Regions from separate parts of the Homo sapiens genome. Here regions 2, 3, 4, 5, 6 and 7 are each linked to region 1. Evidence: chromatin contacts called from ENCODE Hi-C or POLR2A ChIA-PET data. All regions are on one chromosome and are shown on one strand. Each heading gives the region's core, a stretch centred on a gene start or an enhancer-like site at or near the end of the contact. The rest is flanking DNA. Distances are from core to core; before and after follow the strand shown.

What was found. A loop is a pair of places that touch in the nucleus more often than their neighbours do. ChIA-PET counts read pairs that join two places held with the same protein, here RNA polymerase II (POLR2A). Pooled maps may share reads with other maps.
Region 2: a map of CD4-positive, alpha-beta memory T cell shows a loop between it and region 1 (12-fold over the local background). The contact joins the promoter of C18orf32 here to the promoter of TXNL1 in region 1. A Hi-C loop is called at or near these places in 2 of 168 maps with a recorded cell type or tissue (CD4-positive, alpha-beta memory T cell and naive thymus-derived CD4-positive, alpha-beta T cell) and 11 of 50 pooled maps.
Region 3: a map of naive thymus-derived CD4-positive, alpha-beta T cell shows a loop between it and region 1 (17-fold over the local background). The contact joins the promoter of VPS4B here to the promoter of TXNL1 in region 1. A Hi-C loop is called at or near these places in 2 of 168 maps with a recorded cell type or tissue (both naive thymus-derived CD4-positive, alpha-beta T cell) and 9 of 50 pooled maps. POLR2A ChIA-PET finds 5 or more read pairs at or near these places in 1 of 52 experiments (naive thymus-derived CD4-positive, alpha-beta T cell).
Region 4: a pooled map shows a loop between it and region 1 (16-fold over the local background). The contact joins the promoter of CFAP53 here to the promoter of TXNL1 in region 1. A Hi-C loop is called at or near these places in 4 of 50 pooled maps.
Region 5: a map of CD8-positive, alpha-beta T cell shows a loop between it and region 1 (15-fold over the local background). The contact joins the promoter of SKA1 here to the promoter of TXNL1 in region 1. A Hi-C loop is called at or near these places in 1 of 168 maps with a recorded cell type or tissue (CD8-positive, alpha-beta T cell) and 7 of 50 pooled maps. POLR2A ChIA-PET finds 5 or more read pairs at or near these places in 1 of 52 experiments (T-cell).
Region 6: a map of B cell shows a loop between it and region 1 (18-fold over the local background). The contact joins the promoter of PHLPP1 here to the promoter of TXNL1 in region 1. A Hi-C loop is called at or near these places in 2 of 168 maps with a recorded cell type or tissue (B cell and naive thymus-derived CD4-positive, alpha-beta T cell) and 9 of 50 pooled maps.
Region 7: a loop to region 1 is called in a pooled map, with 5 times the contacts of the local background. The contact joins the enhancer-like site here to the promoter of TXNL1 in region 1. A Hi-C loop is called at or near these places in 3 of 50 pooled maps. POLR2A ChIA-PET finds 5 or more read pairs at or near these places in 2 of 52 experiments (activated T-cell and naive thymus-derived CD4-positive, alpha-beta T cell).

The regions. Positions count from the first base shown.
Region 1 is chr18:56,636,877-56,640,244 of GRCh38, forward strand. It overlaps TXNL1 (thioredoxin like 1), which reads right to left and starts at 1,716. Exons shown (of 8, transcript NM_004786.3): 1 at 1,467-1,716. The coding sequence starts at 1,564. RefSeq lists enhancers at 768-1,753, 1,535-1,594, 1,754-2,738 and a silencer at 1,745-1,954.
Region 2 is chr18:49,485,547-49,488,914 of GRCh38, forward strand. C18orf32 (chromosome 18 open reading frame 32) reads right to left here and starts at 1,688. Exons shown (of 3, transcript NM_001035005.4): 1 at 1,497-1,688. All of the region lies in intron 5 of RPL17-C18orf32 (RPL17-C18orf32 readthrough), which reads right to left. It overlaps RPL17 (ribosomal protein L17), which reads right to left. Exons shown (of 7, transcript NM_001035006.5): 7 at 2,935-3,020. The coding sequence ends at 2,973. MIR1539 (microRNA 1539) reads left to right here and starts at 1,827; the gene lies at 1,827-1,876. RefSeq lists a silencer at 1,417-1,546 and an enhancer at 1,587-1,746.
Region 3 is chr18:63,420,625-63,423,992 of GRCh38, forward strand. VPS4B (vacuolar protein sorting 4 homolog B) reads right to left here and starts at 1,852. Exons shown (of 11, transcript NM_004869.4): 1 at 1,609-1,852. The coding sequence starts at 1,635. RefSeq lists an enhancer at 1,720-2,019.
Region 4 is chr18:50,264,819-50,268,186 of GRCh38, forward strand. CFAP53 (cilia and flagella associated protein 53) reads right to left here and starts at 1,677. Exons shown (of 8, transcript NM_145020.5): 1 at 1,518-1,677. The coding sequence starts at 1,586. It also overlaps a transcript of MBD1 not described here. RefSeq lists enhancers at 1,081-1,926, 1,273-1,402, 1,573-1,642, 3,269-3,368.
Region 5 is chr18:50,373,368-50,376,735 of GRCh38, forward strand. SKA1 (spindle and kinetochore associated complex subunit 1) reads left to right here and starts at 1,679. Exons shown (of 7, transcript NM_145060.4): 1 at 1,679-1,827; 2 at 2,453-2,551. The coding sequence starts at 2,464. It overlaps LOC105372114 (a long non-coding RNA gene), which reads right to left and starts at 1,511. Exons shown (of 3, transcript XR_935466.3): 1 at 1,228-1,511. RefSeq lists a silencer at 172-466.
Region 6 is chr18:62,713,957-62,717,324 of GRCh38, forward strand. PHLPP1 (PH domain and leucine rich repeat protein phosphatase 1) reads left to right here and starts at 1,585. Exons shown (of 17, transcript NM_194449.4): 1 at 1,585-3,303. The coding sequence starts at 1,728. RefSeq lists enhancers at 789-848, 939-1,048, 2,006-2,968 and silencers at 1,319-1,608, 1,959-2,188, 2,399-2,538, 2,849-2,948, 3,049-3,168.
Region 7 is chr18:62,504,333-62,507,700 of GRCh38, forward strand. No RefSeq gene overlaps it. Among named protein-coding and RNA genes, the nearest start is that of ZCCHC2, 17 kb to the right of the region's middle. RefSeq lists an enhancer at 1,976-2,225. Within about 2 kb of position 1,764, at least 10 of the 41 ENCODE cell types and tissues checked have a DNase peak (open chromatin) inside an H3K27ac peak, as active enhancers do.

The DNA.
Region 1 (3,368 bases), core at 466-2,965:
CCTTTTCTACTGTGGCCTAGATACTTAATGTACTACAGGTATTCCCCTATTATTAAGAATACAGACATCACAAAATTGCTAAAAATGAGAAGACACATTTATAGAATTCTAACATTCCTTTTAGGTGTTTTATATATATGACATCACTTATCCTTTTAAATTTAGTAAATGCAAAATTCCGTATATCATATGGGTACTCTAGCCCACCATATGAAATGCAAGGTACTATCCTTTTTCAATTCAGTGTAAGAGAGACTGGTCCAAAAATAAGTCTTAACTTGTTTTCATATCTATCTGCATCCATTCCCTAAAACGATATAATCCTAATGCCACCATTTATATACTCAACATTTAGTGAACCATCTAGTAGAAACTTTGTTTTTTGCTCTGAAATTCAAAATGGAATTTTGTGTTTATACAGTTATTTGGACAAGAAAGTGTGTTACATAAACAGTGATACCAGCAGTAGACTGCTCCAAGTTAGATGTATAAATAACGCCAAGGGGTCAAGGAAAATAAAGCGGAAACCTCTCATACTTCTAACTAAATACTATCGACATACACAAGGAGAGATCTGTGAAACACACACACACGCTGAAATCTTGGTTCTCAACGCCGAGTTCCAACATGTCATTCTTACAAAGGAACTTTACTACACATCCACTATAAAAGGTCCACCTTTTCTACGACCTATAATTTTGTTGATATTTACCAAAGACAGTTAACATTTTTCAAGATCCCTGTCCTCTTAAGTGAAAAAACAGAGCCGGGTCAAACTAAGACATCCGGCCAACTGTCCACCTGAAATATATTATATATGTACTGTCGTGTGTGACCAGTTGCAATCGCATACATAGGGGAGCCTAAGCTACAAGTTAGTGGCCGAACGAGGAAGAAAAAAGTTCAAATAATTTAAAAAGCACCCTAACCCAACGTTAACTTAGTTCGAAATGCATTAGCAGAAATTCAGGACTCAGAGCTACGCATATTAGTTAGATCGCCCCATCTGAATCTTCAAAGGCTTTAGAGAGATGTAGGTGGTGAAGAGAAACAAAGTGTTCGGTAAATTAAGCTTTTGGAGCTCTGGAGATGCAAATGACAGCTGGCTCTGCAGAAAGAAGGGGTCAGGCTCAGGCAAGGGTGGCTGCGGAGACTCCCACAGGCTGGAAGGAATAGGGGCGGGCCACCCCCAAAACCAGTTTGTCAAAGAATTGAAAAGGAGCAGGTGAGAAATCTCCTGAGCTGGAGAAGCCGGCCAGCCAGGCCCCCGAGCCCGTCTAGGAACCCCTGTGCATAAATGGGGGTTCACACCCGAGAAACGAGGCCTAATTCCGGCAGCTCCTGGGGCTGCGGCGACTGCCGGACACTCCGGGGCAGCAGACGGCTAGGAAACCAGGGCCAACAAAGAGTGAAAGGAAAGCAAGGAAGGACAGACGGGGACCCACAGAGCTCGAGCCTGGCCTCACCCTCTCATGGTGAACTTGACCACGGCGAGTCTGGAGCCCGCGCCGCTCAGCTCTGGCTGGAAATCCGGGTCGCTCCCGACGGGCTTCACCCCCACCATCCTCACAGAGAGCCCGGCAGGGTGGCCGCGACGCCACTGGCTTTGAAACTGAAGGAGAAGACGATCTGGGAGAGGAAGGAGAGATGCTCAGGAAGGCCGAGGCCTGGACAGAAGAGGTGGCGACCGCCGAGTCTTCTCCCGGGACTCTCAGTGCCGAGTCACGCCAGGGAGCGGAGCGGCCGAGGGGGCGGGGAGGGATGGGGGAGGGGAGAGGAGGAGGATGGGAAGGCGTGCGGCACCCAGCAGCCACCGCGCGGCAGGGCCCCCGGCGTGACGTCATTTCCGCGTCGTCCGGTTTGGCCTTCAGCGCCCAATCCCAAAACGCGAAGCGTAGTCCCACCCTCGACTGAGTAGCCTCGCGCTAACTTGAGCGGCGCAGGCGCAGAGGAGACGTGTAGAGGTCACGTGCGCAGGCGCAGACTGAGACTCAAAAGTTGGCATATGCATCCGCGTTTCCCAGATCTGAGGCTTTTACGGAGGAGGTTTCTGATTTGTAACAGTAGAGAGGAAACTCGTTTTACCCCGGGGTTCTTAGCTGCTGTCCAGGGCACCCACTGGAAGTACTTTGAAGATGCTCCTGTACTGTATTCGGGGCAGGTCTACATACAAGACAAAATAACGTTTAGGAATATTTATTAACAGACTTAATTACATATGGGGCGCTTTCTGTGCAGTCATTCAGAAAGTATCGTGCACCTGTCTTTAGGTTTTGACCAAAAAGATGAAGACACTATCCCTCCTTTAGGAAGTTCACGGTCTAGTGACCGACGCAAACAATAATTTGAATAGGAAGCGGTGGAGACTAACGAGATGGAAGGGTGGGGCAGGGTAAACTTGCTAGGAATCTGACTCCTGGATTGAATCTTTAAAGAGAAGCAGGGGTTAGATGGATGGTGAGAGGTAATATTCCAGGCAAGGGGACCACCAGGTGCAAATGCATGAGTTGAGAGGGTGGATAAGAAGAATAGCTAATATTTACCACATGATGTACCAGGCAAGACATAAGTTCTTTATATGTGTACTAGTTCATTTAATCCCTGTGAAGTAGGTTCTGTGATTTCAAGTCAAGGCAGGCTAACGCCAGTGTACTCTTTTAAATATTAGGCTAGGTGGCAAATTATCTGTCTTTGGATTTAGCTGGGGAGATGAAATTGGAGGGAAGGCCAAGGTCAGATAATGACTAGCTAAGGAATTTGGATTTTGTCGGGAAGAGAATGGAAAAATCATTTCAGGGCAATTTTGCAATTACAAGTGTGGTGAAACTCCCGTCTCTACCAAAAATACAAAAAAGTAGCCGGGCGTCATGGCGCGCACATGTGGTCCCAGCTACTCGGGAGGCCGAGGTGGGAGGATTCCTTGAGCTGGGGAGGTCAAGGCTGCAGGGAGCCATGATTGCGCCACTGCACTCCAGCCTGGGCAACAGAGCCAGACCCTGTCTCAAAAAAAAAAAAAAAAGGAAAAAGAAAAAGTGTCTTCAGAAAAGCCCTCAGGTAGCATCAAGGAGGATGGAAGGCAGTGAGATCCATTTAGGAGGATACTGTGGTGATCCAGGAACTAAATTAGGAAAGCATCTGCAGTGGAAATGAAGAGGAAAGAACATGTTTGAGAAACAATTATTGGTCCAATTTAGTGAGATGACAGAGGAATTTAAAATAACTCAAAACATTTCAATCGTGTAGCTTTTTAAAAATGAGTTAAAATGCCTGTAGGACATCCAAGTGAGAGATATAGTAGATCGTGAGAGGGATGAGCCTGGAACTAAAGAAAAAGGACTAGGACGACGTTACAGATTTGAGAGTCATCA
Region 2 (3,368 bases), core at 438-2,937, 7.2 Mb before region 1:
TCCGTGTCAGAAAAAAAAAAAATAAAAATAAAATAAAATAAAATCAATTGCTGGGGCAATAGTGATTTTTTTTTTTTTGAGACAGGGTCTTGCTCTGTTGCTCAGGCTAAAGTGCAGTGGCTCAAACATACCACCTGTGTTCAGAGTTCACTGCAGCCTTGACTTCCCAGAATCAAGCTATCCCCCTTCCTCAGCCTCCTGAGTAGGTAGGACCACAGCCCTGCGCCACGATGCCCGACAGATTTTTTAATTCTTAGTAGAGATGAGGTCTCACTGTGTTGCCCATGCTGATCTTAAAGTCCTAAGCTCAAATGATCCTCCCGCCTAGGCCTCCCAAAGTGCTGGGATTACTGGAACCTGGCCTAATTTTTTTTTTTAAATAATTAGCAAGGTGTGATGGCACGCGCCTGTAGTCCCAGGTATTTGGGGAGCTGAGGAAGGAGAGAACCGCTTGCGCCCAGGAAAGCCGAAACTGCCGTGAGCTATGATGGCCCACTGGACTCCAGCCTGGGCCACAGAGGCAGACCCTGTCTCAAGATTAAAAAAAAAAAAAAATCCAAAAGTTGTAACCTGTCCAAAGTTCTCACAGAGGTAACTGGTAACTAGAGCTTCTAAGACCATTATTTCCAGTTCTGGTTTTCCTCAATGCTCTTGCCTTTTCCTCTTCCAAAAACACAATGGTCATGTTTTTACCAAACTTTTACCAAACTTTCCAAACCAACGAAACCCCTTCAAAACAACTGACAATGCTACCAGTACTAGTTTAGTGACTGACAGGCCCTCCATCATAAAGATTCATTTTTACTTCTGCAATTGTGTTTTAAGTAAGTTCGCACACAGTACGATGTACATAAACTCTCGAGGACAAATACTACTAATCACTTACGCCACAATTACGGCTTTTAAGAGACTTTTTAGCTCTCTTCGGAATGAAGCCTATTTGTATCTTATCTTTTAATCTTCATAATAATACTTCGGTAAGATATTTTACTTCACACATATGGAAACTGGGTCAGAAAAGTCTAGAAGGTGGCTACGAGATATTATTATTTTAATTATTCGCTCCAAGCCAACAAAGCGAGCAAAACGGATTAAAGCTGTTGCAGAGGAATCTTCTTTCACTCAACTTAAGTCCAGACAACAGAGTAGACAGTTAAAGTCTGAGGCTCCATCCGAAATAGGGAAGGCATAACAGGGAAAGTCACCTTCCTCCAAGTCATCCAGTTGAGCATGTCATCTTAGTGGAGACAGAGGGAGCGGGGACAGGTTGAGTCAATGACAATGATTGAAAAGAGACGAGAACAGAGGCCTAACGGTGAAGGTCATAGAAAGGATGTGAAACCGATACTTGGCCACGGAAAAGAACAAAATCAATATAAAGTATCGGAGAGGCAAATGCAAGCTCCGAGGGCGCCGGTGGTGGACAAAGAATACAGACAGAGGGGAGGGGAGGGCGGGGCGGAGGGCGGAGGAGCGCGCTCGCGGAAGGAAGGTACCCTGAGAGCGAAGGCAGGCACCGCGGAGGCCGGCGGGCCGCGACCGCCGAGGAGGGAGGAGGCAGGAGGCCGCGCACCGCCTAGGACTCTGCGAGCGCGGCCCGGGCTGGGCCTGCGGAGCAGCTACAAAGCCCAACCCAGGCCGCTAGCCCGGGCACACTCACCCGCGACCGCGGAAACGCAGCTGACAATGTCCGCACTTCCGGAGGGAGGGACGATCCGCAGCCGAGCCAATGGGCGCCTTCAACGGGGACGACAAAGGCGCGCTTGCGTCAACCCGGGGTCGCACAGCACGCAGCAGTGTTGCCCAAGGGGCGCGGCGAGGCTTCCGGCTCTGCGGCCTGCAGGTAGCGCGAAAGTCCTGCGCGTCCCAGATGCCCAACTAAAAGCTTCGCTGCGGGAAGAAAGCCTGACCTGACTACACCCAGACCCAGAACGCAGGATCTCGGTAAAGGATGATGCCTGTGCAAACGGCGCGGCACCCACACGGAAGGTGGCAGCTAGGCCGTTGAGGCAACTGTGGATAAGCTATTAGTTTTGCTGGTTTCTTAAATTCAAGGGCAGAGCAAACTAACATTAAGGCCAACTTTACAAACGTCAGTTGCTTAAAAGAAGCAGTTACATCACTTTATAAACGAAAAGTACTGACGCTCGCTAGGATGTCAGTACGTGTTGGCGAAGTTGTGTGAAAACTGGGACCCTCATAAACCGTTGGTGGAAATGTAGCGTGCAGCCTTTTTGGAAATATTTGGAAGTTCCTCAGATGTTTACTCAGGTAACCTTATGATCTAGCAATTCCACTCTAGTATATACTCAATAAATGAAAACACAAAAATCTGCACACAAACGTTCACAGTACCATCGTTCCTAATAGCAAAAACAAAACCCCTTTATCAATTGACGAAATGATACAGGTTGAGCATCAACCTAAAAAGCTTCAAAACCTGAGCCTGAGTGCTGTTATCATACTCAAAGGCAATGCTCAATGGAGCCATTTCCAACTGGGGATGATCAACTGGTATATTCACATACTGGATTGTTCTGCAAAGAAAACCACTGCAAATTCCTTTTGGGATAATGAAACTTTTTTTGAGACAGGGTCTTGTTCTGTCTTGCCCACGCTGGGGTGCAGTAGTGCTCACTGCAGCCTCCCACCTCAGCCCCCCAATTAGCTGGGACTACATGCAAGTGACACCACACTTACTTTTTTTTAACAGACAGGGTTCTGACATGTTGCCCTGGCTGGGCTTAAGCAGTCAGCCTCCACCTCCCAAAGTGCTGGGACTACAGAAATGAGCCACTGTGCCCAGCCATGAAAATGGTTTTTAATGGTGCAGGGTAAACAATCTTGTGTTTCTAGTTCTAATCCTAAAAAATCCTCATTTGATCCATCTTGTAAGGACACTTGAAATATGTTCACTAATAAAGACAACCAACATTCTTTTCCTTTTAATTACATTTATTTTAATGCTGAATTTACTCCCGTGCCATAAGTTTTTGTTTCTTCAGTTTCTTCTGGGATATCTGGGGAAAGAAAAATGTGTTAAGTTTCTTAGAGAAAACCACAGTACATCTTGGAGGACTTCAGCTTATTCTGGAGGCAGGAAACCTAGTCGTTAAGGACTAAGGGGGAAAAATACTTAAATGGTAGAAATCAACAGAACTTAAGTTCATTAGATGTAAAAAGAAGTGTACAGAATCACTCAGGTTCTTGACTTAAAAGAACTAAATGTGATCAATTACTGAAAACAAGCTTCTTAGATTTGGGGAGAGGGCCCATTTTGAAGTGGCTATGTACATCTAAGTGGGGCCATCAGCAGATAATCATACGGGCCTGAGGTACTGAATATAAAACTACCAGTTTTTTTTTTT
Region 3 (3,368 bases), core at 602-3,101, 6.8 Mb after region 1:
CAAATGACCAACGCTTTTTCCAAATACGTTTACCAAAAAGAACCTTTCCAAATAGGACTACAAAAAGCTACAAAAAACTCAAGTGAAGATTGCTGAATCTTAGTTTAATACAACCTTGGTGAAAAAGATAGTCATCCGGGCACGGTGACTCACGCCTGTAATCCCAGCACTTTGGGAGGCTGAGGTAGGCGGATCACCTGAGGTCAAGAGGCCAGCCTGGGCCAACATGGTGAAACCTCATCTCTACTACTAAAAATACAAAAATTAGCTGGGCGTGGTGGTGGGTGCCTGTAGTCCCAGGTACTCAGGAGGCTGAGGCAAGAGAATCGCTTGAACCTGGGAGGTGGAGGTTGTAGTGAGCTGAAATCACGCCACTGCACTCAAGCCTGGGCGACCGTGCAAGACTCCGTCTCAAAAAAAAAAAAAAAAAGAAAGAAAAGAAAAGGAAAAAAACACAGACAAATCAACACTTGACTTATTCCACAAAATGAGTCATTGTTGCAATTATACAATTATAATATTTTGTGAAAGATAACAATTATTTTAATAATCTTCTAGGTCGATTTTCAAGATGAAAGTCCCAAGCAAGCCTCCTTTCCCACTCTTTTTGTGTATGTGTGTGTGAAATTTTAATCTCTGTTTAAGTGGGTCTACTTTGAGTGGTCTTTCTTCAGAATCAATTATCATGGGTTAAGGAGTTCTTCCATTACCTTTGATGCCTCTGTCAGGCACTCCAATAACTGCTTGTTCAACAAACTACCGGAAGTCCACGACGGGGACTCAATACAAGTATTTTAGGCTACTCTTTTGTGCCTTATTGACTTACTGGACTGGGAGTCCTCTACATTAAGCCACATTACATTCTAAACGCCACTGAAGCCCTAGATCCATTCTGGGGATGGGAGACACCATTACATTAAGAAATTTCTTTTCTGAACGAATTCCATTCCACAGAGGACTAACGATTAAGCCTAAAATCTTAAGATTCCATGATTTGTGTACAAAACACTGTGCTCATTGCGGTAGAGGAGGGGAAGTGGAGCCACACAGAGGTTTAAGAATACTCCTCGATCTTACACACTACCATCTGGGAGCCACAGGAGTGTGCACATAAATTCAATGACTTCACGGAGATTGCATGCAGGCTGGCTGTAATCTCAGATTCTTGGTCTGTTCCCATATCTCTACTCACCTGACAGCTCAGAATGAAGGGGTCTGCTGTCAGCTTGAGAAACTAAGACCGAACTATGACCACCCTATCTTCAACTGGTCCAGAATAGGGCTTTGCAAAAATTACGTTCTTTCTTTCTCCGTTAACCCTGATTGGAGAAACCTGCCCAGATCTTGGCTGGTTTGGAAGCGGGAAGTGTCAACAAAAGTGAAGAGTCTCACAAAGCCAGTAGCTCGGGAGACCCCAAGAGCGGGCCAGAAACGACCTTTCCGTTGGAAAACGGGCCCCTCTCCCACCTGCTGCAGGTCCCCGGACCCGCCCTCCTGCGCCTCGACCACAGGCGCGGCCGCTTCCTCCCTTCTCCCCGCCCCCCACCCGCTTCTCGCGCCTCCCCTCGATCCCAGCTCCCTAGGGGGACGGGAGATGAGCAATGATACCTGGAGGTTGGGCGAAGTGGATGACATGGCGGAGTTCCCAGGCGGTTCCCAAGGGAACGAGGGGCGAGGAGAGCCAACAGCAGCAACGTCGAAGCGCGCACGGGGTAACAGCCCTCAAACTGGGGAGGCCGGTGGTTCTCGGACCGCGAAGGGCAGCCTCCCTTCCGGAACTTGTTTTAGACAACACTCTCTCCACCAGAGCTCCGACCCTCCCCACCAAACTTCCGCAATCCCGAGGCCCTCTAGGTTCTGGTCCCGCCTCTGCTCCGGGCACTTCCGATTTCGTCATCAGCACGCGCACCCAGTCACCAGACTCCCTTCTCTAGCCACAGCGCAGGCCCTCCCTGGGCCGGGAGAAGTAGCCTGGAAGCCAATCGAGCCCTGGCGGAAGTCGGGCTCGGCGCAGGCGCACTGAGACTCTGGCCTAGGCGCGGGCGGCAGCCTGGCAGACCTAGGAGAGCGCAAGCGCGGAAGCACAGAGCCGGGTTTTGTTGTTTGTTTGTTCCCCACCCCCGGGGACGTCTTTTACTTTGAGATGAATTATTGGCCCCGGCTCCCTTCCCTCCTCATCCACATGCTTTGTTGCCTCGTAGCTTTTGAGTGAAAAAGTCGTCCATTTCCAAGACCCGCCGACTGGGGGCTTTGGGCCTGTGACTGCGCCTTCACTCCGTGTCCTCTGTGGAATGGGGGCGATCACCGTCCTCGTCTCGGTGGTGAATAATTCAGGAGGGAGTGCGCGGTGAGGCGGCCGCACAGCGGTGCGCTAGCAGTCAGGCCGCGGGCGGGTCGGCGCTCGTTCCCGCTTGTTCTTCCCACGCCACTCGGCATCTTCCAAATGACTGTTGTGTTGGGAAGATGAATGTAAATAAGGCGTGGACGGCCGCTGTCCTCGAGTATGTGGTCTGAGAGGGAAGCACTTGTCCTGTAAAATGGGCATATCAGATATTATTTATGCCAGTTATGTTTACAAGCAAATGGCTTGAGGAGGTTGAATGCGTCAGGGATTAGAGGCAGAACCAAAGTAAAACCCTTTCTCAGCCTTCCTATGGTTTGCAGCCACCACCACCCTTTTCTTCTTTTCATAGTTAACATTCTCAAAGGAAAGCAACATAGATGTTTAATCACTCCATCATTTTTTTCTCACTCATTTCTTAATTTTTTCTCATCTGGCATCTCCGAAAGAATTAAAGTCCTCTCCTCTTCCCTCTTCATTGGTATTGTCAACTACCCAGTTCTTGTTTGTCCAGCTTCCCAATATTCCTTATCTGCTTCCTTCACTGTCTCCCTTTCTTACTCCTCCCTGAGCTTAAGCTGAATTTACTCAAGAGTCTGATGTCCTCTTCTCTCTTCACCTCTGCTCATCTAACTCTCTTCTTGAGCTTCAGCTATCAATAGACTAGAAATTGCTTCAAATCTGGATCTCTAGACCCACCCCATCCCCAGCCCAGCATTTACAACAGCCTCCCAGAGGTTTCCTTCACAGGGTTTTTCTGCAAGACAAATTCAACATACTCTAATTAATTACCTTCTACCCTAAACTTCTTTCTCTGGTCTCTCCTTAGAATAGTATTGCCAAATCTGTATCATCCAGGCTCGAAGCACAGAGCCCTCTCTCTGCCCTGCATCTACCCGTCCTTTCTTCCCACTTGTGAATTTGCCTTCGCAAAATGATGACTGAGACAGTGAAAGAGATCTAACTTAACCAACTCCATCTTACTTTTAACCTCCAAGCTGTCCTTGTACATTCCTGAGCATAGGCT
Region 4 (3,368 bases), core at 427-2,926, 6.4 Mb before region 1:
TGGCTCAGCCCCTGAGCCCAGTGTTTGGATACAGAACCCAAAGTAGATCTTCTGTCCTTCATGAAGTGTGTTTATAATTATCACCTTGAACCCTACAGCCTACTTATGTGTCCCATCTACTGCTTTCCAGCTCCAGATCTTACAGTACTTGGACCTAAAGAAGGAGCAGGTCTATAGGTTGACTGAAGTTTGCTATGTGCACTGTGGAGCATAATAAAACTGTATCACTGATCTTTCATCCATCAACTGACATCACAGACAATATAGCACATCATTATTTACCGTGCTAACCTTTAGTGGTTTCATTCTACCTAAGTTTTTTTTTGCAATTGGATTACAAGTTGAGCACCCCTAATTTGAAAATCTGAAATCTGAAATGCTCCAAAATCTGAAGCTTTTTGAGCACCCACATGATGACATAAGTGGAAAATTTCACACCTGACCTCATGTAAGGGGTCACAGTCAAAACACAAGCAAACAACACATATTTATTCAGCATCCCCAAGGGGAAAATAAAATTACCTTCGAGGTAATGAAATATAAATAAATTCTGTGTTTAGACTTGGGTCCCCTCCCCAAGATATTGCATTATGTATATGCAAGTATTCCAAAATCCAAAAAAAAAATCTGAAATCCTAGACATCTCTGGTCCCAAGCATTTCAGATAAGGGATACTTGACTTGTATAAGCTCCTTGAAGGGAGGGCTCAGGCTTCAATAAAGAGTTAACCTTCCAGGATCATTGTATCCACCCCTGTATCTCCCACAATACTGCGCACACAGCAGGGGCTCAAGCAATAACTCTGCCTACATGTTAGTTTTCTGGTGGGTAGAAACTAATTTGTAGAAACAAAAAAATCTACATGTATGGACCAATAGTGTCTGAGGTTCTCAGCAGGAACCATCAAATTCTGCAGCAAGCACATTTTCCTGGCCTACTACCACTCCAGCCTTAGAGGCAGGCACCTGAGTTTTTCCCAGGTCTGAAGGGACACTTCTGTCCAGCAATGGTTACTGGTTGAGTTGGCACAGGAAAGGCGTTGGGTGCTATAACCACTCACAACCTAATTCCCCTTCCTCAGACGATTTTCCTAGGAGTGAAAGACCAGCTCCAAATCATAGGCCCGCCCTGCCCCCAGATCTGTCTCTGGGCCGGGTGCCCTTTCCATAACACACACTCGCCACTGCATGGGGGACAGACATCCTTCCGGTGTCTTGGAGACTGAAAAACCCTAAGATCCCTAGTGGTGATTCTCCAAAAACAGAACCTAAATATTATAACTTTGGGGGCAGATGAAAGGCTGTAAGGATGAAAACAGAGGGAGATGAGTGGGTGAGAGGTGGGGTAGATAGGTGAGCGACCTTATCTTCCTTCTTTCAAAATTCAACCCACTGCATCAGGCGACACCCGTTCCCCTCGAGAAGGCCCCGGGTGGGGGCCGAAGTGGGATAGGCCAGGCCTGGAGTGCGGAGAGATGGAGAAAGCTGTAGGGTCTGGCAGACATATCCTGTGCTTACCACGATCACCACTTTGGGGGTGGGGCCCTTAACCTCCCGCTGTACGGTGCCAAACCGCTGGCTGTACATTTTCGAGTCCCCTTCGGGACGGGGGCGGCGTCCGCCGCGTTTCCCCCAACCGTGGCGACCTGCGGGACCCGCTTCCGCGACGCAGAAGTCTGGTTGCCATGGTGCGCCTCGCGGGATTAGGGGCCGGTAGAGGTGGGCGGGTCGGGCGGAAGTCGGTCTGGTCACCATGGGGGCCGCAGACGCCTGCACTCGGGACTTCCTCTTCCAGCTGAGAAGCTGAGCCTGCGCAGTCCTCACCCCGCCCCTCGGCCAAATCCCGCCGACCTTGCTCCCTTCCTCCAGGGTTCATCAGAATGGCAGAAAAAACCTCTAGCCCAAGAAAAATCAAAGCTCTAATTACAATTCCAGTTGACTTTGCTATTTATATCTTGTAATGGTCTAAAAGTATGAAAAAGGTTAGCGAACATTTTTTGGGAAGCTTAAATTTTGCACTATCTGTAGGTTAATCTTGATGACGGTAATAATCACAGGAAAACCTTATATTTGTGTAGTTCTTTACAATTTCCAAGATATTTTCACACACACAGCCTTTTAACCTCACAGATTTTTTCTGAGACAAGGTCTCGCTCTGTCGCCCAGGGTGGAGTGCAGTGGCGTGATCATGGCTCCCTGCAGCCTCGTCCTCCTGGGCCTCAGCCTCCAGAGTATCTGGGACTACAAAGCCTGCGCCACCACGCCCTGCTAATTTAAAAACAAATTTTGAAGAGACAGGGGGTCCCGCTATGTTGCTCAGGCTGGAACTCCTGCTCCTGGGTTCAAGCGATCCTCCCCACTGCCCCTCCCGCCGGCCTCCCAAAGTGTTGGAATTACAGGGTGCGCTACCGCGCGTGGCCGCAAATATCTTACAGGGTTGATAGAATAGCAAGTAATACTATCCTTATTTTCCAGCTAAGGCAAAGCTCAGGGAGCCTAAGTGCCTTGTCAAACCAAATAACCAGTAATAATAATAATTTTTTAAAACCTGTTAATAAAATCTTCCTATTTGCCATTGGCAGAAACCAGGGCTTAGACTCAGGATATCCTAGGATGGGGGCAGATCAAATGGACTAGTGGGGCAGTGGCACGACCTGGTGGAGCATAATTAAGAGTCTGAGGGTCACAGTGGACCAGGGTCAGGATGTGGATCAGAAGTCCAGTAACTGGTTTCTGAGAATCAGGATCCAGGCAGAACAGGAAACACAAATCAGGGAACCAGGACGGACCTGCAGCACAGGTGGTAACCACAGTTGCATTTCCAGTCAAGAGCAAGGTGGTAATACCTAAAAGCCAATTAAGAATGACACTGTGATACTCCCATTCTAAAGTGGGGGTGAGCATAGAACACTTGTGAGCACATGCAACAAATCAGTACCTACGTCAAACTGACATATAATAAGTACAACTAATGTGTATGCCCTCTTAAGGACGCAATTTACTGTAAATTAGCATTCCTTAATCATTTGTAAACCACCCACTTCGGATTTTGTATGTGGTATGTTTCTAAATACGAATTCCATTTCCTGAATTGCTGGTTCAGCTTTTCAGCCACGAAATAATGTTTTTCTTCTCTTTTAATAATTCTGTCATTTTGTGTTCTTTTCTATAACGGTTCTTTCAATTGCAGTTCAGTAAAATACGCATTTGCATTTACTAAGAGTTTACGTGGCCTGAAACAGAAAACAAACAAATTAGGTGGTCGTCTCGGTTTCCTGGAGTGTCCAGAGGGGCGGTTCTTTGATCTTCGAGTCCAACGGGCTCCGGGCCCGCCCGTCGGTCCGGGCGGAACCACCCCCACCACACATC
Region 5 (3,368 bases), core at 429-2,928, 6.3 Mb before region 1:
ACTGAGCACCTGGTGACCCCCACCCCTGCCTGCCAGAGAACAACCCCCTTTGACTGTAATTTTCCTTTACCTACCCAAATCTTATAAAACGACCCCACCCCTATCTCCCTTAGCTGACTGTCTTTTCGGACTCAGCCCGCCTGCACTCAGGTGAAATAAACAGCCTTGTTGCTCACACAAAGGCCAGTTTGGTGGTCTCTTCATACGGACATGAGTGAAAGTAACTGTCCAGATTACATTTTTTACAAAAGATTTTTTTCAGTCTCCTTCGCAGATGGGAGTGACCAGTGAGAAGCAGATGGAAGCCACTGGGTGTGGCTTCCAGCACAACGCTCTCAAAGTGCTGGTTCTGTTGGCAGTTAAGCCTATTACACATGCCTCTTGCTCGTTTCTGCTGCCTGGGAGAAAGACCTGAGGACAGGGGCTGGCAGCCTGAAGGTCCAAGTGCATAATAATAGCGCAGTGGAGCCAAGGGATGGACAGAACCTGGCGGTGCCACCACTCCAGCCTTGGGTGCTTTTCCCTCCTTTTCAACAGGGAGAATTAAACTTTTGTTTTTCTTATTTTAAATTTATATTTGCTCTTAAGTGGCAGGCCAGGTCTCACTAACAGCTGAACAGACAGGCCTCCGTAACCACTGTTTCAGCACTAGTTAAGTTAAATATTAAAAGCTGAAAGAGCCAGTGTCTTTATAGAAAGGCTGGTATGTAACAAAAGCCCACCAAGAGTTTTGCCCAGGCCTTTCCTGGTCCTTGAAGCATGAGAAAATAAAGAAGGAATTCTTAACAGGACCTGTTCAAGATTAAACAAGTTTTTATTGGGGGTCTGAAGAAACTCCCCCAGACCTCCACAAACAAGTTTATCGGGGGTCTGAAGGAACTGCCCAAACCTTCATGATTTAGCAGGAGACAAGATAAGGGTAATCACCTCTGGCACCTGCAGCCATCTAGATTAAGTAAATTTACTTAAATAAAGACCTTCCTTAGGACTGATCTTAGTTATAGATTAGAAACAGTTAATCATTTACGTCTTTACACACATGCACACTTACATGTAGACAGATAGTTTAGAAGGTATATAAGCTCTGGAAAACTTTGTAATTTTGAATCGATTTGGCGATATTTTCCAGGCCTTTTCCCTGTACCCGGTTACCGAAATAAACTCTTCTTTCCCAGTTCATCATGAGAATAAGCAGCCCAACCCCTGGTTTGGCCCGGGAACACTTACAGAGGCTGTCTAAGACCCAGAAGACAGGGTCACTGTTTCTTCCACACAAACTTAGCTGCTCTTTGGAATTTTCTGGGGTGTTTTTATAAATACTAAGGCTTGTGCCTCATTTCCCCAGTGTCTGATTTCACCGACTTGGGGTGTACTCTAGGCACTGAGACTTGTAATAGCTGCCCCTGGTGACTCTAAGGTGCAGCAAATGTCAAAGACCAGGACTTGGTGACGCCAGGTCCCTGGCTGGGCTGCGGTCAAGACTGCATGACCTGCTGAAATCTCCCCAGACTGGTTAGCGCGGAAAGAGCACCTCCGGGTTACCCTTTCGTCCGGAAGCCCCGCCTTCGCCGTCGCCCCGCCTTTCCCCGGCTCGGCCACCCCTCCTTCCCGCCCAGCTGTGGCCCCGGATGACGCAAACCGGGAACAGCGGCTGAGCCTGCGCTTCGGAAGCATGGATGTGCGCCTGCGCTGCGCTAGGGCGCGGCGGGCGGTTTGAATTTTGCTTACAGAGTCCCGTCTCACCATCCTGGGCTTCCAACGGAGACTGCGGTATCCGCAGCTGGAGACCCAGCGGCGAGTAGCCTTTTGCTCCCGGACGGACTTGAGGTTGGAGTCTGTGTGTTGGGGACCCTGCCTTTGGAAGCGCCCGAGGTAGCTGCTTGGCAGCTGGGGGCCGCGGACCGCGCCGGGCTTGGGGGAGGACGGGGCTGGAGGCTGGGTTGGATGCTTTAGACCCTCCCCTTCTCTCTCACCGGCGGAGTGGGTGGGAAACTGGTTCTTTCCCATTTCTCGGCCTCCTTACCGATCCCAAACTGTAAAGCCCCAACCCCTCACAGCACAGGAAAAATGATTACCTGGGCCCATTTCTTTGACAGTGTAACACATTTTTAAAAAATGTGTCCTTATTTTGCGTGTTTAAAGAAAATACCAATGTTGTCTTTATATACAAATAGTGCGTTTGTCCTCCTGAATCCTTAAGGAAAGGACCCAGGCTTATCCTCTTTCCCCTGGTTTGGGATCCATCGATGGCCTAAGGCTCTAAGACAAGTCAGTACGGTACCGTGGTTAGAAACTGAATGTTGTAGAAATGAAAGAAATTGCTCTTGAATTTTTGTGCTTAACCTTCAAAGACATGTGATTTACTTGACATTGACCATTCTTGGATTTCGAAAGTGAACAGAAATTTGTGTGGCTTTTCTTGTTACGAATATGTTTATGTTTTTTTCTTCAGAGGCTTAAAGGATGGCCTCGTCAGATCTGGAACAATTATGCTCTCATGTTAATGAAAAGATTGGCAATATTAAGAAAACCTTATCATTAAGAAACTGTGGTAAGTAAAACAGATTCCACTGACTTTGTATATACAAAATGCATTTTGATTATTCCACTCTGAATGATATCTTTGCTTGGTTAAGTGACTGCATCTTAGGTAATTTTAGATTTTTGCATAACGATTTTTTAAATAGTCCAATGTCATTTTGAATATTGTGGAGGATACTAAAAATGTAAGGTACATTGAACAATGAACTGAATATTCATTAGAATTATTTACTTATGTTTTTCTGAGACACATAGGCCAATGGTGAGATTTGAAGGTTATGTGGCATCCATGGTTCTACAGCTAAATAGAGATACAGTCATGCGTTCCTTAATGATGGAGATGTGTTCTGACAAAAGCGTTACATGATTTTGTCGTTGTGCAAACATCACATCATAGAATGTACGTAAATGTACACAAACCTAGATGGTATAGCCTACTACATATCTAGGCTATATAGCCTATTGCTCCTAGGCAACAAACCCGTATAGCATGTGACTGTACTGAATACCTTAGGCAAGTGTAACACAATGGTGAGTATTTGTGTATCTAAACATAGAAAAGATACAGTAAAAGATTAAAAATGGAACACCTGTATAGGCCACTTACCATTGATGGAGCTTGCAGAACTGGAAGTTGCTGTGGGTGAGACAGTGACTGTGAGGGCCTAGGACATCACTGTATACTACTGTAGGCTTTATAAGTACTATACACTTATGCTACACTAAATTTATAAAAAATGAAAAACTTTCTTCAATAATACATTAACCTTAGCTTACTATAACTTTTTTACTTAATAAACTTCTTAGTTTGGCTTAGCTTTTTTATT
Region 6 (3,368 bases), core at 335-2,834, 6.1 Mb after region 1:
TCGGCACTTTGGGAGGCTGAGGCGGGCAGATCGCTTGAGACCTGCCGGGGCAGCATGAAGGGACTTCCCACCCCCACTAAAACAATACAAAAAATGAGCCGGGCTTGGTGGCAAGCCCTGTAGTCCCAGCTACTCGGAGGATGAGGTGGGAAAATCACCTGGGCCCGAGAGGCGGAGGTTGCAGTGAGCCCAGATCGCGCTACCGCACTCCAGCCTGGACGACAGACCCACTCTGTGGCCAAAAAAAAAAAAAAAAAAAAGAAAAAAAGAAAAAAGAAAGAAAAAAAGAAAAGAAAAATCCCGAATTACAAAGCAATTGGGGGAATGGTAATTCAATTAAAAAGGTGTACAACATTCTTTTAAATAGTAAACTGCCCAATGATTACAACATTGATTCAACTGACGAAAAATACAACTTTTCAGACCACGACTAAACATTGTGGCAGTAGAAACTATTTTTTTTTTCCCTGAATGATGAAAGAAAAAAACCAGAGAAGACGTTAAGACAGAACACGTGGAAAAAGCCCATCTCATACTCCATTCTAATGTTTCTTCTACTTACCAGTGCTTTCTGTGTCATTAAACTACTTCAGACTTCAAGAGCAATGGGAAACAATGAAACCTCAGTCCTTTGCTATTTTCCTTTTCAGGTACAGGAGAGGGAGAGGACAGACTTAGGGTTGTGCCTTCGAACAAGCACATTCAACGACAGCCTCAGTTAGAATTCCCAGACGCTGCCTGTCTTCCTGGGTCTTGAAAAAGTGGGGAAAAAGTGAGGTTGGCCCACTCAGACTGCCAGTGATGCTGTGGTGTGACGGGTGTGTATCTCTATCTCATACAATGGGCGCAGGTGAGGACCAGGACCTGCGACCTTCGTACGTTTACAGTCCCTGAAAGCCCTCACCTTTAATTAGTAGGGAAAATAAAAGTCATCTGGCAAGCTGGAGTGCGGGTAAAATACAAGTTAATGAACATGAGCATTCGTGTTCATTAAGAACTCTGGCACAGAGTTCAACGGCAGAGGGCACAATACTCACTGGCCACGGCCAGCTGCTGGCGGCCAGGAGAAGCAGAACCAAAGGACCGCTGGGACTTGTAGTCCACCATGTTTCCCTCGGGATTGCCGATCCCCTTACGAGAACCACAACTCCCAAGGTTTACCGCGCGCGTCGGTCTTCACTGCCCTCTCCGAGGCCGGCTCAGGAACCTCCCGGGAAACTGCCCCCCACCCCGCCCTCGTACGCACGCGTCACGTTTGTTTACCCTGAAGCTCCGCCTCCGGCCATCCCCTGGCTCTCCCCACTCCTCCCTGGAATGCCGTCATGCCGGCGATGAATATTTATGAGGCACACGCGGCCCTCCCGCCCTGCCAGCCTCCCGCCTTCCCGCTCCCGGCGCATGATTAATATTCAATGAGCCCAGATCCGCGGCTGGTTCGCCGGGTTGAGGCGGGGGTAGCGGGCGGGGCCGGCGCTGGGGAGCCCGCGACCCGGGCGGGGAGGGCGTGTGTCGGGGGGGCGGTGGCGGCGAGGCGGGCGCGCGGGATGGAACACTGAGACACCGACGGAATGCTCCGAATCGCCACATAATCCCCTGGAACGGCCGCGCACAACGCCATTGGCTTCTCCCTTCTCCGCGCGCCGCCGCCGTCTCCCACCTCCGCCTCATCGCCTCCCTCTCCGCCCGCTGCCTCCGGAGCTGGGGGGGAAACGCGAAGCCCCACTGCAATGGAGCCCGCCGCCGCGGCCACGGTACAGCGACTCCCCGAGCTCGGCAGGGAGGACCGAGCTTCGGCTCCGGCGGCCGCCGCTGCGGCAGCAGCAGCAGCAGCGGCGGCCGCGGCGGCTCTGGCGGCGGCGGCCGGGGGCGGCCGGAGTCCGGAGCCCGCGCTGACCCCGGCGGCCCCGAGCGGCGGGAACGGCAGCGGCAGCGGGGCGCGGGAAGAGGCCCCAGGCGAGGCGCCGCCGGGGCCGCTGCCGGGCAGAGCGGGGGGTGCCGGGCGCAGGAGGCGGCGCGGGGCGCCCCAGCCCATTGCCGGCGGGGCTGCCCCCGTACCCGGGGCCGGCGGCGGCGCCAACTCCCTCCTGCTGAGGAGAGGGCGGCTGAAGAGGAATCTGTCCGCGGCCGCCGCGGCCGCCTCCTCGTCGTCGTCGTCCTCGGCCGCTGCTGCCTCGCACTCCCCCGGCGCTGCCGGCCTCCCCGCCTCCTGCTCGGCCTCGGCGTCGCTGTGCACCCGGAGCCTGGACAGGAAGACGCTGCTTCTGAAGCACCGGCAGACGCTGCAGCTGCAGCCGTCGGACCGGGACTGGGTGAGGCACCAGCTCCAGCGCGGCTGCGTGCACGTCTTCGACCGCCACATGGCCTCGACCTACCTGCGCCCGGTGCTCTGCACACTGGACACCACGGCCGGCGAGGTGGCCGCCCGCCTGCTGCAGCTGGGCCACAAAGGCGGCGGCGTGGTGAAGGTGCTGGGCCAGGGGCCCGGAGCCGCCGCCGCCCGGGAGCCCGCTGAACCGCCCCCCGAGGCCGGCCCCCGGCTGGCGCCCCCGGAGCCGCGGGACTCGGAGGTACCGCCCGCGAGGAGCGCGCCGGGTGCCTTCGGGGGGCCTCCGCGCGCGCCCCCCGCCGACCTACCCCTGCCCGTCGGCGGCCCGGGCGGGTGGTCGCGCCGCGCCAGCCCAGCGCCCTCGGACTCCAGCCCCGGCGAGCCGTTCGTTGGGGGCCCTGTCTCTTCGCCCCGCGCCCCACGGCCTGTGGTCTCCGACACCGAGAGCTTCAGTCTGAGTCCCAGCGCCGAGAGCGTGTCTGACCGGTTGGACCCCTACAGCAGCGGCGGCGGCTCCTCGTCGTCGTCGGAAGAGCTCGAGGCCGACGCAGCCTCGGCCCCGACGGGGGTCCCGGGCCAGCCCCGCCGTCCCGGCCACCCCGCGCAGCCCCTCCCGCTTCCCCAGACGGCTTCCTCGCCTCAGCCGCAGCAGAAAGCCCCGAGGGCCATTGACAGCCCGGGCGGGGCCGTCCGCGAGGGGTCGTGCGAGGAGAAGGCAGCGGCAGCCGTGGCCCCGGGAGGCCTCCAGTCTACCCCCGGGAGGAGCGGGGTGACCGCGGAGAAGGCGCCTCCGCCGCCCCCGCCGCCCACCCTGTACGTGCAGCTCCACGGAGAGACCACCCGGCGCTTGGAGGCGGAGGAGAAGCCATTGCAGATCCAAAATGACTACCTCTTCCAACTGGGATTTGGGGAGCTGTGGAGGGTGCAGGAGGAAGGCATGGACTCGGAGATTGGCTGCCTCATCCGCTTCTATGCAGGTAAGGAAGTCACCTGCCTTGACGGGTGGTTGCAAAAGCTGCCGAGGACCGAGGAGTGATTCAAA
Region 7 (3,368 bases), core at 514-3,013, 5.9 Mb after region 1:
CACCTCTCACCAGGCCCCACCTCCACCCAAACGCCTCTCACCAGGCCCCGCCTCCAACACAGGGTCAAATTTCTCCCTCTTTTTTTTTTTTTTTTTTTTAATAATTATTTTTTTGAGACGGAGTCTCACTCTGTTCCCAGGCTGGAGTGCTGCAACCTCCGCCTCCCGGGTTCAAGCGATTCTCCTGCCTCAGCCTCCTGAGTAGCTGGGATTCCAGGCGCGTGCCACCATGCCCAGCTAATTTTTGTATTTTTAGCAGAGACGAGGTTTCCCCATGTTGGTCAGGCTGGTCTCGAACTCCTGACCTCGTGATCCGCCCGCCTCGGCCTCCCAAAGTGGTGGGATTACAGGCATGAACGACTGTGCCTGGCCAATTTCAACATGAGGTTTGGAGAGGACAAATATCCAAACTACATCAACTGTGTTACAGAAGATTCTGCCCGTCTGTAGACTAATGTAAATGTTCTTAGCATGGTTTAAGGCAGGCTAGGCTAAGCTCTGATGCTTGGTAGGTTAGGTGTATTAAATGCATTTTCGACTCATCATCAAAATCTGAAACTTTTTGAATGCTGATATGATGCCACAAGTGGTAAATTCCACACAAAAATACTTATCACAAACTTTGTTTCGTGCACAAAACTATTTAAAATATTGTAAAAAGCTACCTTCAGGTTTTAGTTAATTTTATGTTGAGTGAACTTTACATCAATAAAATAGAATAAATTTTAAAATGACAACAACCACCAGACTCTTGACCCTCTCTCAGGTACCACACTTGAGCCCAGGACCTCTGTGGAGCTGCCTCCATGGGAATCAACCACAGTCCCCAAGAACATCCAGGTTAGTCCTTCATGGCTAAGCCAGTCCTGAGGGGCCAGGAAGCAGTCTATTCCCATTCTACCGTTTATTGAGGCTTGGGAAGTGTCACACATCCCAGAGCAGTTTCTGATCACCCTGTGTCACAACCCCTCCCCTCCAGCCCTCTGTTCAGCAGATCTTGGATGTTGTACCCTGCACTGGCTACATAATTTGCAGAGCCTGTATGAAATGAAATTGTGGGGATGTCTCTTAACAAAATTAAGAATTTCACCATGACGCCAGGACAGTGGCTCACATCTGTAATCCCAGCATACTGGGAGGCCAGGGTGGGAGGTTCGCTTGAGCTCAGGAGTTTGAGACCAGGCCGGGCAACACAGTGAGGCCCTATCTCTACAAAGAAGAGAAGAAACAACTTAGCCAAGCGTGGTGGGGCACGCCTGTGGTCCCAGCTACTAAAGAAGTTGAGGTGGGAGGACTACTGGAGGTTGAGGTGGCAGTGAGCTGTATTTGCACCATTGTACTCCAGCCTGGGCATCAGAGTGAAACCTTTTCTCAAAAAAAAAAAAAAGAAAAGAAAAAATATCAAGAAGGTGTTGGCAGAACATTTAGGGCCCTTCTGAGCTCAGGGTCCTGTCTGCATGGGTCCCCTGCCCTGGTGGTGTCCCGTCCCTGTCTCCTGTCCCCGCTCCATGGCTGCTTTATCACACTATGGAGTCCCACTCTGAGGATGACGATTGCTTGTACCCTGTCTGAGCCACCTTGGGCCACTCAGCTGTCCTCACAGAGCCTCCTTCTGAAGCCAGATTGGTTGAATATCCTCCTGTCTTCTCTCATGGCCTCTTGCACATGACCTGGGAGTCAGTTTGCCTGCACCCACAATGGGCTCTGCAGTATGTCTGGCTGCTGCGAGAGCTCACTTACACCAACAAGGTAAGCATGGTAGCCCCAAGGCCCTGGTCCAGTGGAGGAGCCAAGATCTGATGACCTCCAAGACCCCCTCAAGCCCTGAAGTTCTGTATTTAATTGAGGCTGGCATGTACTGTTACACCTATTTTCACAGATGAGTAAACTGAGACTCAGAGAACGTCAGTGGCTGCAGCAAGGTCATGCAGCTCACACTGCTGGTTAAGAGTTTCTTTCAAGTGTAACGTAGGAAAATGTACAACATTTATTGGTTTTACTTTTGATAATACTGGCTCATATATAGTTACCTGCTAGGTCTCTGTTAAGATCGAGACTTTTTTTTTTTTTAAATAGCTTTGCTGGCTAAGTTTCAGTTTCGTTTCATTTTCCTCCTATCACTTAAGTTTCAGTTCTGTTTCTCAGGATATTCTCTTTCCCTTTTTACTAGTATTATCTGATTCTGTTTGTTAGAATTGTTCCTTGGTGCCCTTTAACCTGATTAAAATGAACAGTTATTCTAAGGTAGATATTCCCAAGCAGGAATTTTAAACAGAGGTAAACCTTAGTACCTTGCCAATTTATTCCAGCATTGGCAAAATGTATCTGCTGTAGTAGAGCATAAATTTGTCCAATCGCTGCCTGAGTACCTATGTGTTCGTGGCTTGATTTACCTTATCTGTAATTCCTGGATGTTAAAAGGACACCAAAAATCTCTGACACCCTGATTAGCCTACCTTGAAGAACCCAAGCCCAGGATTTCTGCCTTTGCCTAGAAAAAGGACTGATTCAGAACTTCCTGAGCTACCTAGTATTCTGGCCATAAAGTGGAGGAAAGGAATCTATAATCCCATTTTCTTCTTTTCATTCATAGCTTATTCTCAGTTCTGCAAAAATCCAAACTGCCCCAGGGCTCATGGGACAACATAAACTAGAAAGTTTGTGGGAAAGATTTAAACTGGCCACCAAGTGGTTAGACACTCGCCAGACCTGACGGCACTTGGCGGGGTTGGGGGCAGGGGCGGGGGTGGGGAAGATCCAACAATTTGGACAATCACATACTTCAGACACGAAATCACTAAAATGTTTAAACTCTAAAAACTGTCTACTTGAAATTTAAATCCTTGATGCCTCCTCCATATTTGAAATTATATTCTTTTTTATTCAGAAATTATGCCCAATTTTGATGATTTGGAAAACAGAAAAAAAGTAGAAAGAAAAAGACAAAAATCTAAATGGCAATCCAGGCACTAAAACTCATCTTAGCATTTTGGTATATTCCCTCTCATTTCTTCTTTCTACTCATATTTTTGTGTATCATTTTGACTATGTCATATATACAATTTTATATGCTGATTGTTTCCACTTATTGTATTTCCCTGTGTTGATACAAATTTTACCAACTATATTTTTACTAGATACATATTCTCTCATACATATATAAAAATATATATTATATAACTATATATAAATTATAAATTTATATTATATATTTAAATTTAAATTATACATGTTATATAAAACATATAATTTTATATATACATGAGAGAATATTACATATCTAGTAAAAATGTAGTTAGTAAAATTTGTATCAACACAGGGAAATACAAGTGGAAACAATCAGCATATAAAATATTGTGTGTGTATGT